Linked DNA regions of Homo sapiens: region 1 is linked to region 2. The links are chromatin loops, found by intact Hi-C in ENCODE. Cell type or tissue: endothelial cell of umbilical vein. All regions are shown on one strand.

Evidence for each region. A loop is a pair of places that touch in the nucleus more often than their neighbours do. Peaks named below come from ENCODE experiments on the same cell type or tissue, not always from the same donor. Only the 100,000 strongest peaks of a DNase experiment are listed, where the experiment ranks them.
Region 1: it touches region 2 in a loop (2.4-fold over the local background); 1 of 110 quality-filtered maps calls a loop at or near these places.

Annotation. Positions count from the first base shown.
Region 1 is chr15:67,146,062-67,154,061 of GRCh38, forward strand. The region is part of intron 1 of SMAD3 (SMAD family member 3); the gene reads left to right. SMAD3-AS1 (SMAD3 antisense RNA 1) reads right to left here and starts at 878. Exons shown (of 3, transcript NR_186224.1): 1 at 851-878; 2 at 1-80. RefSeq lists enhancers at 22-957, 958-1,892, 970-1,264, 2,271-3,078, 3,886-4,693 and 1 more. In endothelial cell of umbilical vein, no CTCF peak of the experiment used is centred here; DNase peaks (open chromatin) are centred at 380, 1,050, 2,590 and 4,550; H3K27ac peaks cover 5,716 bases.
Region 2 is chr15:67,010,552-67,018,551 of GRCh38, forward strand. All of the region lies in intron 2 of SMAD3-DT (SMAD3 divergent transcript), which reads right to left. Among named protein-coding and RNA genes, the nearest start is that of SMAD3-DT, 50 kb to the right of the region's middle. In endothelial cell of umbilical vein, no CTCF peak of the experiment used is centred here; a DNase peak (open chromatin) is centred at 3,300; H3K27ac peaks cover 1,739 bases.

The DNA of each region.
Region 1 (8,000 bases), 140 kb after region 2:
CTTCTAGGAAGCAACTGGTCAGTGTTAACTCCTTAATGAGGCTGAAGTAGACATGGTAAAACTAGTTGTGGAAAGAGATCCTATAAAGCAAAACTGAGGACACATTTACATATACCAAGGGGTGCCCAGCCCTGTTCTTCCTGCACATAGAATCTTAAATGTTTCCTAGATTGAGCCATTAATCTTCGATTTTTTGCAAAGGAAGTTAAGACAGAGATACCAAGTGCCTTGCACATAGTAGGCCTGTAGTAAACACAGACTGGATGATCAACTGCTCTTTGGAGGAGCAGAGAGTATGCCTACACATCATTTGAATAAAATGTGACAGCCTGCCAGAGACCAGACTTTGAAGGTTATAGACCCAGGGCACGTGGCCAGAGCAGCTGTCAGTGGAGGTGCGGCCTAGAGCGGGTAGTGTGGAGGCTGGAGGGGGCTGTTCCATGGCACCAGGGTTGAGTGGGAGTCAGTGCAGACTTAGGAGAGGGAATGTGTGTTCGGGGATGGGGAGCGGGGAGGGACTTCTCTCAGACACTTATATGGAATCTCAGGTCATACAGAGACATTGTCTCTGTGTTTTATATTTTCCTTTGAGGACATCTCCATTTAAGTAGCTGATGCCTGAGCGGGGAGAGAAGAATGAGCCTTTTCCTTCTGTTAGAGCCTGTAGCTGCCTCTTCAGGGTCAGACTTTAAGGTGTATGGGGACAAAGTTGGGTCAGTGTTTGTAGAAAAAAGGCTCTTTCTCCATTTCTCCCTCCTGCTTAATCCAAGGAGCAGAGAACACCAGGGAAACTCGGAAGTAGCGGGGTTGATTTGGGAGCTAGATGGGGCCTGACATATGAAGCTGCTACCTGGTTACAGCCAGGCAGAGTTGAAAGGGTGTCCTTTGGCGGGGTGAGAAGAGAGCAGCCTCCAAAGATTCCCCTGCACCCCGCCAGGCCCTGCCAGGGGCCCCTCCCACAGTTCTTTGCTCCTTCCACGGAGCCTGTTTGAGAATTCAGTGATTCACTTCCCGTCGTCAACTCTTGTTTAACGTTCCCCTCCATTGTTACCAAACAATCCAGGCCCCAGTGATGTGTGGTGTTCTGAGAGTAGAGGAGGGAAGAGAGAGAGAGAGCCAGAACTGTTTACAGAGCCCGGGAGATGGGCCCAGGCTTGACAGCCGGGCCGACTTGAAAGACAGGCTGCAGTGGACTGTGGCCCCAACAGCTGGGTGTGTGCAGGGTGGGAAATGCCAGGCACAGCCGCTCCTCCACAGAAACCACTCTGTTCTTTCTGCTCTTGATGGAAGCTCCTGCCCTTTATTGTGGTGTTAGCTTCTTTGTTCAGTTACACCGACAGCTGAGTTTTCTATTTGGGGCCATAGTTTTGGGGTCATGATTCCTGGAGTAGAAAAAAAACAACATAGGAGCTCACTCAGAAGGATCCCTGGGTAAATGCCATCCTTTCCTGGGCCCCAGTTTCCTCACGTGTTCAGGGGGAAAAGAAGGTGGTGGTGAAATGCCCCCCACCAGCTCCAAAGTCCTGTGGTTCTGAGGCTGGAATATTCTGCAAAAGGACATTTGCACACCACCCTTCCACTGCCCCCGCCCCAGTGTCGTGTCCAGGTCCAGTTCTACCAGCCACAGATGTGAGCATGTCTGGAACCTGTCTACCTGTCTCATTCATTCCATGACCTCTGATTTTTGAGGTCAGTAATTCTGCAGCCTCCCTCACCTTTCTGGTTTAAAGCAACCTCCTCTCTCAGGAAGTTGTTTGAAATCAATTTAATTCCTTTATATCCCACATGACAGCTACGACTGCCACTGTTTAGTTGATGTTGGCGTCGGGTTTGGGGCTTACTTGGCTTTTGTGTTTGCTTCTAACCTGCAGAAAGAGTCAAAGTTCTGAAGTTTTCTCTCTCATCCTTTCTGTTTGTTGCTCCATGTACAGTAGGGAAGAGGAATTTTTGTTGGTAGTCCACATTTTTGATTACTTATTTGCTCTGCTGCTATATTATGATTCAGGTTTTCTCCAAGGCCCTAGGTGCCTAAAAGCATTGAAGGAATGAGAAGTGTAGACACAGAACACCTTTAAGCCACTTCCCCCTGCAAATTAGTGTATTTCACAGGTATTTGGAATGCTAGAAGGTACTAGAAGGTGAGAAGACACTAGAGATCCGTTGAACCCATCATTTTTTAAATGAGATAATCCATACCTAAAGACTCCTCCATGAGTCGGTAGCACAGCCAGAGGGAGGGCCACACACACCCCTGTCATCTAATGAGCAGCCAGGGCTCCAGTCCATCCCCAGTGTGGGCCATATATCTGTGTGCTTTCTCCTCTATTAAATCCAACACTTGATAAAAATCTCCAGTTAACAAATATTTGTTGAGCAAGTTTATTGCAAATCGCTGTATTTAATGTCTGCCTACAACCTTAGCCACAGATGACTCTCTCTCCCTGGTATGGCAAGTGGGCAGAGCTTCCTCATTCAAAAACATTTTAGCTTCCTGCACTTCCCCGCTGGTTGCTTTCGCCTAACTGGCACCTGTGGCTGTCATTCCCCTGCTGTTTTTAATTGCACCTCTCAAGACCAGCTGATTGCTTAAAGAACATTTCTGGTATTGGGCCCATGGCAGTAATGTGCGTCTGTGGATCCCTTTGCTATGAGGCTTGACTTCTTGATCGGGTTCACAAGGCTGGTGGGCAGCCTGAGATCTTTGCTTATTTCCTACGTCTTCTGAAAGGTACTATGAAGCTTACCAGTTGCTGATGCACGCTATCAGCTAATAATTCCATTACCATTACTATTTTCTGAGCAAATGTGACCTGCAAGCCCCTCGCTCCATCCAGGATGCAGGCAAAGTTAAGCTAGGTTTCCTTTCCCTCAAGGAGCTCCTGGCACAGTTGGGAAGGGAAGTCAGAAACACACAGAAGTCACTTCATCATACCAGGCCTTTGGTGCTAAATGATGATGAATTTGAAGAGTGTGGGACAGTGGGGATGGTGGACTGTAAGAGTTCGAGGAGGGGAGGATGGAGAGAGGTCATTCTTAGCAGAGAGCCACAGAGTGGGTTACTGTTTGAGCTGGAAGATAATTGGACCTCCAAGGGCTCTGTCCCCACCTGCACCTCAGCGCACTATGCTGGTGGCCAAGAGTGCAGGAGCCTCACATTCAGATACTGTGGCTGCAACATTTTACCTCCACTACTTGGGCCTGTTCAGCATTTTGAGTTTCTATGCCTGTAAATTAGGCCTGTCTAGGAAGTGGGGGTGAGGTGGTGGGTGGGCAGGTGCTCTGAATCTCAGCTGGGACTGGGTGGGCTGATACCGGGGAGAGTTGTAAGTATCTAGGACCCAGCGGGAGGACGCCTCACCTGGAACCCTTTGCTTGTTCCTGATTGTAGCTGTTTTAGGGATGCAGCTTTCAGACAAGGGCCACTTAGTTGATGAGGCCGGCTTAATCGAGGAGGGCTGTTGCCACCCTGACATTGTTAAGTGTGGGCCTGGCTTCTCTGAAGTCCTCCTTTCTTGCTTGTGTGGAATTCCTGTTTTCCTGCCCATAGGGGTTCTTTGCTGTCTTAGGTGAATTGCCCCAATGAACCAGAACCTTTTTTTTTTTAGGTACAATAGGAGGTCTGTACCCTTAGACAGAAAGGAATGCTAATTGGCCACTTAACTGTCCTCAGGGTACAGATGCCAGAATATACAGGGCACCCATTCTTTGTTACCATTTGGGATGGAAACTGCTTATATAAGCTTGTAAAGCTTTGGTTCAGAAAGCAAGAGAATGTGTATGGAACGTTAGCAATTGCTGTCATGCAAATGCTGCATTTTTTGCATGTAAAGGTACCTCTTTACCTCCATGGTCCTTAAACTAACTTTTTCAAGAAACATGGTCATTTCCCACCCTTCCTTTACTTCCAGCTCCCCATTCATACCCAACAGTGGCTAACTGAAAGGTTTGCAAATCCTGAAGGCTTTGGGGCTTCTTTTAAAAAGAAGAGACTGAGTTGTAAATGTCATAAGACTGAGATGGTTGTAAATGTCCCAACCATACTGTGTGACATTTGCTAGGAATTGTTGTAAAATCACTGGAGTGAGCGCTTGTCCTGAGGCACTGCCTCTCCGCGTGAATGTCACTGAGTCGCCCGGTTGACCCGTTGCATGTTATGCAGCACTTGTGACATTGTTTTATCTCTCTAGCCGGTGACTCATAATTAAGGAAGTCAAAACTGTGCAATTAACACAAAACCTCCTCATTTGCCCTCTTCACCTCTCCCCAACCCCCGCCCCCAGTCAGGAATGCCCGCCTGACATTTTCTCTAAGTCTTTGGAAACTTTAAGATTTGTTTTGATAGAACAAGGCCGCCAGTTATCATCGCCTGGTTCCACTTGTTTTACCCCAAAAGTCTGTGAGAATCTTTTCCAGGAAAAAAAAGAAAGAAAGAAAGAAAGTAAATCCCACCCCCAAGCGTGCAGTCTGCCCACAGGAAGTGATTCATGGTGCTCCGATTCGGGCAGACCTGACTGCAGGAGGCGGGAGGCTGGGAACCAGGTCTGGGAAAAGAGGGCAGAGAGAGGATACCCAGACCTAATGGCTTCTGCTCTGTGGAAGAAAGTGAAAAACAGAATGACTAAGAGTCCTGTAATAAGAATTGTTTGTTTTGTGAAGTTGAACTAATAGTGAGGTTTGCCGGCAGATAAGACTTGAGAAATTGCAGTTGTCAGGGGAGGGGACTTTTCCATGTCCTGCTTTTTTTTTTTTTTTTTTTTTATTAAGAGAGCAAAGCTATTTCTCAGTCTTTTTTTTTTTTTTTTTTTTTTTTTTGAGATGGAGTCTCTCTCTGTCGCCCAGGCTAGAGTGCAGTGGCACAATCTCGGCTCACTGCAACCTCCACCTCCCAGGTTCAAGTGATTCTCTTGCCTCAGCCTCCCCAGTAGCTGGGATTACAGGTGCCCACCACCATGCCTGGCTAATTTTTTTGTATTTTTAGTAGAGACGGGGTTTCACCATGTTGGCCAGGTTGGTCTTGGAACTCCTGACCTCAGGTGATCTGCCCACCTTGGCTACCCAGAGTGCTGGGATTACAGACGTGAGCCACCACGCCAGGCCTTATATCTCAGTCTTAAGACATTCATATATTAGTGGAAGGCCCAGATTTGTGTTTCAGTTCTACCTTGCCACCTCTAAGCCTGTTTTCTTTTCTTTGGAGAAGAGGGTCTAAGATGAGACCATTATCTCACAGTCTCCAATAGCTCTTTCTCCCCATTTTCCCTTTTATTTATTTATTTATTTATTTATTTTGAGACGGAGTCTCTCTCTGTTGCCCAGGCTGGAGTGCAGTGGCACAATCTCGGCTCACTGCAACCTCCACCTCCTGGGTTCAAGCGATTCTCCTGCCTCAGCCTCCTGAGTAGCTGGGACTACAGGCTTGCGCCACCATGCCCGGCTAATTTTTGTATTTTTAGTAGAGACAGGGTTTCACTATGTTGGCCAGGCTGGTCTCGAACTCCTGACCTTGTAATCCACCCACCTCAGCCTCGCAAAGTGCTGGGATTACAAGCATGAGCCATTGCACCCAGGCTATTTTCCCTTTTTCCTTTCCCTCTAAAGTTAGAGTTTTTGAAAAATATTTGATTTTTTTAAATTGACAAATAATTGTCCATATTCATGGGATACATAGTGATGTTTTGATACATATTAATGTCATTATGGTGATCACATCAGGTTAATTAGCATCTCCATCCTGTCAAGCATTTATCATTTCTTTGGGTTGGAAGCATTCAATATCCTCCTTCTATTTGAAACTATGTAATATATGAATGTTACTATGTATGTTACTATATAAGCATTCAATATTCTCCTATTTGAAACTATGTAATATATGATTATACATAGTAACAATCATATATTACATAATAATTGTAAACTATGTAATAATAATATTGTAATATATGATTGCTAGATATTTGAAGCTATATAATATATTATTGTTAAGTATAATCATCTTACAGTGGTTTAGGACACTAGAACTGATTTTTCCTCTTTAGCTGTAATTTTGAGACCTTTAACAAATTTCTCCCCATCCCTCTGTTCCCTTTACACTTTTCAGCCTCTAGTATCTTCTATTCTGTTTTTACAAAGTTAGAGTTTTGGGGCTGATAAATGTTTTTACCTAAATACTCATTTTTGTTTCCACCAAATGGAACATCATGTTGTCGTAGAATGAAGGAATCCTTTCTGTCCTATGGGTTATTTTCTTCTCCCTCAAACTGACAATGCAAATTAATTTGATTCCCCAAAGTAGTTTGGAAACAGAGAAGACTCTAAGTGTTGGCTACATGAACAGGCCTGCTGCCGAGCGAGAGGCCCAGATCACCCAGAATGAGAAGATGGGTCTAAACACACCTGGCTTTGTGACTTACTCCATTTCAAGCTTCCTGTATTGTTGGAGGTCAGCTTTTGGGGGTGAGGGATTTTAATGAAAGCTGAGGTGAAGTCCACTGTTGCCTTAAGCCCATCAGAACGTTGCCAAGGGCTGTGAGTATGCTGAATGGGTCCATGAGTGATCTCTTAAAAAAACATAAACCATTGTCAGGCCTAATTTTCAGCAGAGTGAAATGGCCACCCAGAAGATTCTGTGAAGCCTGGCAACTTTTCCCTTTCTTCCAGTAGTCACAGACCAACCCAGATCTTTGTAGCATCTTTTATTTGTGACTTGAAAGTTCTATGATCCTGCTGACACTCAAGAAAAAGCAATCCCCATCAACTTGGTGCTTGGAGAAAAAAGTTTGTGAAGACCAAAGCTATTAAATAGAAAAGCCCTAAACACTCTCCTCCTCCTCCTCCTTCAATATTTAACCGTCTTCTTTGCATGGGGGAAGGGAGGGGCTCTCACCACAGCCAAAAGAGAATCTCTGCTGATTTAAACCCAGTGTGCTTTGTAGTCATAGAGAACTGAGTTTGGAGTGTAACATCTAGGTTCAAGCCCAGGCACTGTTCCTTGCTGGGTGACTTTGGGCAAGTCACTCAGCATCAAAAATTTTTCATCTGTAAAATGGGAGTGATGAGATACTCAGCCTGCAGGATCCCTTTATCCAGTGAGTTACTGAGTGAGAAGTGCTGGGTAAACGCTTGCTCTGAGGTGTAAATTGCTTCTGTTTGGCCAGGTGCAGTGGCTCACGCCTGTAATCCAAGCACTTTGGGAGGCTGGGGCAGGTGGATCACCTGAGGTCAGGCGTTTGAGACCAGCCTGGCCAATATTGTGAAACCCCGTCTCTACTAAACATGCAAAAATTAGCCAGGCGTGGTGGTGCATGCCTGTAATCCCAGCTACGCAGAAGGCTGAGGCAGGAGAATCACCTGAACTGGAGGTTGCAGTGAGCCAAGATCACTCCGCTGTACTCCAGCCTGGGCAACAAGAGCAAAACTCCGTCTTGGGGGGCGGGCGGGGGGGATTCCTTCTGTTTTCCCGCATCTTGCTCATCTCAGAGCATTTCCTTAGCCCAGGGGGATCTCAAGGGGAGGGAAGAGAGCAGATTTGCCCCCCAGGGGACATTTGGCAATGTTTAGAGGTATTTTTTTTCAGTTGTCACAGCTGCAGGTGGGTCACAGCTACCGGCATCCAGTGTGAGGGAGCCAGACATGCTGTTAAGCATTCTATATCTGTCTCTACACAGGACAGCCCCCTAGCCCCAACAAAGATTAGCCCAAAACATCAGTAGTGCCAACGTTGAGAAACTCTGGGCCTCGCCAAATCCATAGCCTGATGTTGAAAAGTTCTTGGTGTCTGCGTGCTTTACAGATAATTATCATCAGGCTGAACTTTCTCCAGTAACCAACCTTCTTCTTTTCCAGAAAGTACAAATTCTGTGCCCACCCATGGCCCTTGGGAGGTGGGATAGCCCAAGGTCTAGGCGATCTTTGTGTGTTTCCAGTGGAGTCCAGCCCTCCCAAGGATAAGGCAAGGTGTTTCTTGGCTTCCCCCTCCAAGGATCTGCCCAGGAGCCTTCTGC
Region 2 (8,000 bases):
TTTGTTTGTTTTTGAGACAGAGTCTCACTCCATCACCCAGGCTAGAGTGCAGTGGTGCAATCTCGGCGCACTGCAACCTCTTCCTCCTAGGCTCAAGCAATTCTCCTGTCTCAGCCTCCCCAGTAGTTGGGATTATAGGCGGCTGCCACCACACCTGGCTAACTTTTTGTATTTTTAGTAGAGACAGGGTTTCACCATGTTGGCTAGACTGGTCTCGAACACCTGACCTCAAGTGATCCGCGCCTGCCTTGGCCTCCCAAAGTGCTGGGATTATAGGTGTAAACCACCGTGCCTGGCCTAAATGTTGGTGTTTTGATGTGCCATGCAACTTACACATGTGCTGAAATACAGTTGTTTATTTCTGTATTATCTTTCTCCCTCTCGATTACTTCTTTTGGTCTGCCTGTTTGTTGCTGACCTTTTGCAGGTGGCTAAGCCAGCCCAGTGGGTCATCCCTGCCACTACCAAATCACCCCCATGGCATGCAGGCCATACCAACTTCAGATTCCTCCCTCCCCAGGGGAATTTACATTTTAGGTGGTGGGGAACAAGAGCTCCTGGGGGCCAAAAGCCTGTCACAGAATCGGCACCCAGTAAATATTTGTGGAATGAAGGGGTGAGTGGATACATGAAATGTTTCTGAACAGTAGAATTTGAGCTGCCATGGGAGGCAGAGGGGAAGGATAGCAATGCTATTTTTGCTATATTTTAAAATCCCCACTTCTCTTTAATGGAGAGACAAAGTAACCAGAACTCTTCAAATCACACTAGGTAAATTCAAGGCTGATATTTAACAGGTCGAGTGGCACAGATACTGACCAATCAGAATAGACCTGGAGAGCCGTGCTGGACTCAGCACAACCCCTTTGCTTGTGGATAATGGAAGCCCGGGGGTTCTGAAGGCTGGGGCTACAGAGGAGGGGACACTAAGGGCTTGAGGCAGCTGCTAGTCATCAACTGGTATGAAAACATTTCAGTACTCAAACAGCAAGCACAGCAGTGTCACACACATGATAATTAAACGTCAGCTCGGGTTAGGTAGCTGCATGAGAATCAAGAAACTTCTGCCATTTCCCCTCCCTAGGCCCCAATTTCTCGTCTACAAAACAATAAAACTTACTAGTCTTCAGGTTCACTCTAGTTCTGACTACCTGTGATTTTAATATAATAATAAGGAGAACAATTTATAAAAGCCAGCCTGGTATGGCAGAAAAGGCACATGCTCTGAAGCCGGTAGACCCAGTTCAAAGTCCAGCTGTTACTTACTGTGAGGCTCGGGTCCAAATCAATTAACTTCTCGGAACCTCCACTTTTTATTAATTCAACTAACATTTATGGAGCCCTTTTTATGTACCAGGTCCTAAGGACACTTTAGTGAACAAGACCCAGTCCCTTGCCATCATGGAACTCGCTGTTCTACCGAGGACTCTTTGGATGCAAGTGACAGAAACTGGCTCAAGCTAGCTTAGGCAAAACCAGAATGCATCATAAGAATGTAGCAAGCCTGGAGGGGCCCAGGAGGGAAAGCAACCAGACTTTGCTTAGAACCTGGACAGGAAGGCCACCAGCCTCTCTACCACCCTCAGCTACCTGCTGCATTACTCTCTTCTCCCCCTCAACCCCTCAGTTCTGATAAGCCTCAGTTAATATGACATCTCAATTCTAAACTCTCCACAAAGAATCCCAGCACTTGGCTGGGCGCAGTGGCTCATGTCTGTAAGCCCAGCACTTTGGGAGGCTGAGGTGGGTGGATCACCCGAAGTCAGGAGTTTGAGACGAGCCTGACCGACATGGCAAAACCCCATCTCTACTAAAAATACAAAAAGTAGCTGAGTGTGGTGGCTACTCCGCACCCGAGATCCTCCACACACACACTCTGCCTCCCGGGAATCTCTTGAACCCAGGAGGCAGAGGTTGCAGTGAGCCCAGATCGCACCACTGCACTCCAGCCTGGGTGACAGACTGAGACTTCATCTCAAAAAAAAAAAAAAAAAAAAAAAAGAATCCCAGCACTTTGGGAAACCAAGGCGGGTGGATCACTTGAGGTCAGGAGTTCAAGACTGGTCTGGCCAACATGGCAAAACCCTGTCTCTACTAAAAATATAAAAATTAGCAGGGCGTGGTGAGGCACTCCTGTAGGCCCAGCTACTAGGGAGGCTGAGGCCGAAGAATTGCTTGAACCCGGGAGGCAGGGGTTGCAGTGAGCCGAGATCACGCCACTGCACTCCAGCCTGGGTGACAGAGTGAGATTCCATCTCCATAAATAAATAAATTCTCCACAAAGAGAACCTGATTGGCCCAGCTTGAGCCACATGCCCACTCCTAATCTAATCACCTATGACCATAAGGCGGGACCACTAGGTACAAACGTGGCCTCAGGGACTCACCCATGTGATGGGGGAGGGGTCCAAATTCCCAAAAAAGGGAGCTTGTAGATCCTGGTGTCCACTTCACCACCTCATAGGGTGGATGTAAAGATGAAATGAAATTCCATGTAAAGTGACTGGCACATAGCCTGGCAGACATAGCTGGAGCACTGTGCCTCTGTGCCTTGCTAATAATTGGTGCTTGACTAAAACATGTGCTGAACAGGGGAACAATATTATTAACAATGATACCTTTCATGTATCCACCAACTTTATGTCCATTCCATTCGTTACTTCCTCTGTTGCCTGGATCTCGAGCCCCACCTTGCTGAATGGACTTAAAACAAGTTAGTTGGGCACATGTGGCTCCCAGGCTGGATGGCATCCACATGGTGGGTGCCTGATGTGCTGAATGGATGAATGAGTGAATGTTCTTCCACCCAGCCCTCAGTGCTCTGCTGAGGCAGGATGGGTGGCTGGAAAAATGGGGTCTTTGGAATTTGTCTCCTTTTCACCTAGATCTTTGTTAGATCTTTTTCCTCCTTTGTTTAGTAACCAAAGAACCGAGAACTCAGGAAGAGATCAAGGACTGGGTTCAAGTCCTCCCACTCCCCCCACCCCCCATCTAATTTGATGACTATCATTGAGATACTGACCACCCCTCTCTGGACTTGGTTTCTTTACTGGCAAATGGATATGGGCGCACTGATGATGGCTGCTTGGCTCTACGCGTTTGGGAGGATTGGCCAAAGTCAGAGGTGGGAAAGGACTTTGACAAGGCCTGGCCTCAGCCCTTCCCCACCACCATCCACAGGGGAATCTTGGGTCTCTCTGATCAGACCCCTGCAGCCTGGCGGGAAGAGATCTCCAGGCCTTCCGCCCAGCTGCTCCGTGCCCTTGGGAGCCCCTGCGTCGCCAGCCCACGACCAGCCGATGACTTTACCAGCTGTGTGGTTGAAACCCGAGCTCTCTTGCCAGGACTTGAACAGGAAGTTTTTTCCTGTGGTGGAAGCTTTTGTTCTCCAAGTCGAATTTCCCTCAGCTGACGTCAGCCCCAACTTAGGCCCAAGCCCATTGAACCTGCAGTGGGGCTGAGGGAGGGCTGCCTTGCAGGACAGAAGGTGCAGGTTTCAGGCACCGATGGCTGTCTCCACCTTCCTCTTCTTCCTGCATTAGCCCACCATGGCCTGGGGTCAGCTCCCTGTCCATTGGCTCCGAAGGAAAGTTGCAGGAAGCTCATTCATTCTGAGAGGGGTTAGAAAGGTGGGTGGAACGTGTTTTCTAATTTTGGTCCAGTCACTTACTGTTAGCTGAGTGACTTGGGCTGGACACGTAACCTCACTGGGACACGTAACCTCAGTGGGACTCAGTTTCCTCATCTGTAAAATAGGAATAATAGTCCCTCATACCTCCTAGTAGTGGGTATCAAATGTAAATCATTAAAAACTGCCTGGTACATAGTAAATGCTCAGTGAATATGAGCATTAATTTTTGTCCTTATTATGTATCCCTCTGGTGAAGAGGAAATTAGATGTTGTGTGTGAGTTACCTACAGAGGGTCCAGCTCAAAGACAGAGGCAGAAATAATCCCTTTACTAAGGGAAGATCATGCTTTTCTGCTGTAGGAATCTGGCTGTGCTTTCCTTCCCAGAAGCACAAGGCTTCACAAAGATGACTCTGTTTGTTTGTTAAGACTGCCATAACAAAGTACCACAAACTGAGTAGTTTAAATAACAGAAATGCATCCTTTCATAGTTCTGGAGGCTAAAAGTGTGAAATTAAGTTATCCAGCAGGGTTAGTTCCTTTCGAGGGTTGTGAGGGAAGGATCTGTCCAGGTCTCTCTTTTTGGCTTGTAGATGGCCGTCTTTTCCCTCACACCATCTTTCTTCCTTCTATGTGTATCTCTGTGTCCAAATCTCCTCTTCTTTTTTTTTTTGCGGGAGGCCAGTGGGGAAGGGCAGGGTCTCGCTTCATCACCCAGGCTGGAGTGCAGAGGTGCGATAATGGCTCACTGCAACCTCAAACTCCAGGGCTCAGGTGATCCTCCTGTCTCAGACTCCTGAGTAGCTGGGACCACAAGCACATGCCACCACACCTGGCTAATTTTTTTTTTTTTATTTGTAGAGATGGGGTCTTACTATGTTGCCCAGGCTGGTCTCAAATTCCTGGGCTCAACCAATCCTCCCACCTCCCAAAGTGCTAGGATTACAGATGTGAGCCGCTGTGCCCGGCCCAAATCTCCACTTTTTTTTTTTTTTTTTGAGATGGAGTTTAGCTCTTGTTGCCCAGGCTGGAGTGCAATGGCGTGATCTCAGCTCACCACAACCTCCGCCTCCCGGGTTCAAGCGATTCTCCTGCCTCAGCCTCCCGAGTAGCTGGGATTACAGGCATGTGCCACCATGCCCAGCTAATTTTGTATTTTTAGTAGAGACTGGGTTTCTCCATGTTGGTCAGGTTGGTCTGGAACTCCTGACCTCAGGTGATCTGCCTGCCTTGGCCTCCCAAAATGCTGGGATTACAGGTGTAAGCCACCGCGCCCGGCCTCCACTTCTTATAAGGACACCAGTGTTTTTGGATTAGGGCCCACCCAAATGACCTCATTTTGATTTGGTTACCTCTGTGAAGGCCCTGTCTCCAAATGATGTGACATACTGAGGGTTAAGACTTCAACATATGAATTTCAGAGGGACTAACTCAACCCATAGCAATGACCTGGGGGAAAGGACAATGCTTAACTTGAAGGTGGATTTCAAGTCTTAACACCAGAATAGAGAAGATAATTTGGAGGAGAAAGGCCTCCTTGAGGCCTGTCAAATCCTCCCTCGAGCATGGCTATTTACATAAATACAATAGTGTCATGTTTTCAAAGCATCAGAACCTAGTTATGGGACCCAAATAATTAAATTACTTGTTTTCCACTCTAAACCTCTGTTCCCCATTCCTAATTTCATCTGCCAATATCAAACAGGAAATCTGAGATTCCCCAGTAAAAACTATGCCATCCTCAATTCCTTGGCAATGGAGTTGCAAAGAAGGAGCAATGGATAGGGAGTTAATGGAGCTAGACCCACGCGCTTGCTGTGTGATCTTGGCCATGTGACCACCTCTCTGGACCTCAGTCTCAATTGTAGTTTGTGTGATTGTGTATGTGTGTATGCACAGGTGTAAGAAAGGTGGAGGGATGGGCCGGGTGTGGTGGCTCACGCCTGTAATCTGAGCATTTTGGGAGGCCAAGGCAGGCAGATCACGAGGTCAGGAGTTTGAGACCAGCCTGGCCAATATTTTGAAACCCCATTTCCACTAAAAATACTAAAATTAGCCAGGCATGGTGGCGCACCTCTGTAGTCCCAGCTACTCAGGAGGCTGAGGCAGGAGAATTGCTTGAACCTGGGAGGTGGAAGTTGCAGTGAGCTGAGATTGCACCACTGCACTCCAGCCTAAGCAACACAGCAAGACTCCTTCAAAAAAAAAAAAAAAGAAAGAAAGAAAAGAAAAGAAAGAAAGAGAGAGAGAGGGAGGGAGCGAGGGAAGGAAAGAAAGAAAGGTGGAGGGAGACGATCTGACTTCTGACTGCTGCTCTAACGGGAGGGTCATGGGACAAAGCTGGTGCACCTTCTTTGAGTGTCAATTTCATATGAAGGTAAGCAATTCCAAATATAATTTTAAAACCCCAAAGCACCCAAGTATGTCAGAGTAGGATGCAACACTGCATGCGCTTTTATGCTAAAACATGAGGTTTTAGAGAAATTAGAGATACACTAGGCTTTTAGTGGCTGCCGCATACTTCATTTCATAACCCTGATCCCTGGTGTCTGAGCTGTTTCCTGTGTGCCAGTAGGGGCTCTTCATTGGAAAAATCTGAAATGCTTTGGACTAGATAATGGCAAAGACATTCCAGTTCAGAAACCAGAAAGCTTGGACCTGAACTCACTTCTGACACTGACAATCGCCTCCCTTTGTTCAGCCACATTTTCACTATGCATGCAACAGCCAGGCCAATTGGGAGGTCTGCACCAATCAGAAAAGATGCAGCTGCACTTTGGGAGGACAAGGTGGGCGGATCACCTGAGGTCAGGAGTTCGAGACCAGCCTGGCCAACATAGTGAAACCCTGTCTCTACTAAAAATACAAAAAATTAGCCAGCCATGGTGGTGGGCGCCTGTAAACCCAGCTACTCGGGAGGCTGAGGCAGGAGAATCGCTTGAACCCAGGAGGCGGAGGTTGCAGTGAGCTGAGATCCTGCCATTGTACTTCAGCCTGGGCAACAGTGTGAGACTCCATCTCAAATAATAATAATGATAATAATAAATACAAAAATTAGCCGGGCATGGTGGTGTGCACCTGTAATCCCAGCTACTTGGGAGGCTGAGGCAGGAGAATTGCTTGAACCCCGGAGGCAGAAGCTGCGGTGAGCCAAGACTGTGCCATTGCACTCCAGCCTGGGCAACAATAGCAAAACTCCATCTCCAAAAAAAAGAAAAAAGAAAAGATGCAGCTGGGAGAAGAGGTGCACAGATGGTGGGCGTGGAAGCAGAGGAAGTGGAATCAACCACTGGAGGAAGCAGGCTTTGGCAGTTTTGTGGGGAAATGTCTCGGGGCTTCCCCAATCTTCCAGTTCCTCTGATGGTCAAAATGATAGGAATTTGAAAGTGAGAGCTGGCTGGGCGTGGTGGCTCATGCCTATAATCCCAGCACTTTGTGAGGCCAAGGTGGGAGGATTGGTTGAGCACAAGAGTTCAAGACCCCCCTGGGAAACACAGAAGGACCTTGTCTCTATAGAAAATAAAAATAAATTTAAAAATTAGCCAGGCATGATTGTGCATGCTTGTAATCCCAGCACTTTGGGAGGCTGAGGCAGGAGGATCACTTGAGCCCAGGAATTCGAGGCTGCACTGAGCTAAGATCACACCATTGCACTCCAGTCTGGGTGACAGAGTGAGGCCCTGTCTAAAAAAAAAAACAAAAAAAAAAAAGAAAGAAGAAAAGAAAAAGATAAAAGAAAGTCAGAGCCCACCTTTCTCTCAAGCTCCAGCCCTCTCTTCTCTCCTTCACAGCCAAGCTTCTTGAAGGTGATGTGTATCCTTCTCCACTTGCTGTACTCTGGCTTCTGTCCCCCAGCACCCACTTAAACTTGATCTCCATAATGTCCTGAGCACCCACCTCCTTGCTGCTAATGACAGTGAGTCCTCTTCAGTCCTCATCTCACTGGCCCTCTGGCAGACTCTCTGGCTTAACAGTTACTGCCTGCCCTTGGATTTCCTCCTTACTCTCCAGCTGCTCCTTCTCAGCCACACAGAAGCTTCTCCTTCCCCTGGCAGCTCTTCCTTCTGCACATCCTCACCTGCTCTCCCAGATCAACCTGTCTCTTTACAGTGATGGTCCCCAGTGTCCATCCCAGGCCTAGAGCTCTGCTGGACCTTCCAGCCTGGCCACCTGACTTTCCCCTGGACATCCCACAGTCCTTTCAAACTCAGCAAGGATCAAGGGGCGTCAAGGCCTTCCCCTGGACCCCATCCTTCTTCCATCTGTGTTCCCAGGCACTGAAACCAACTGCAGAGCTACCCATGGTGCCTCCCTCCCCTTTGCCCTCCTCTCGTTTTGTCTATAGATTAATTGGTTAGCTTCAGTCTCAT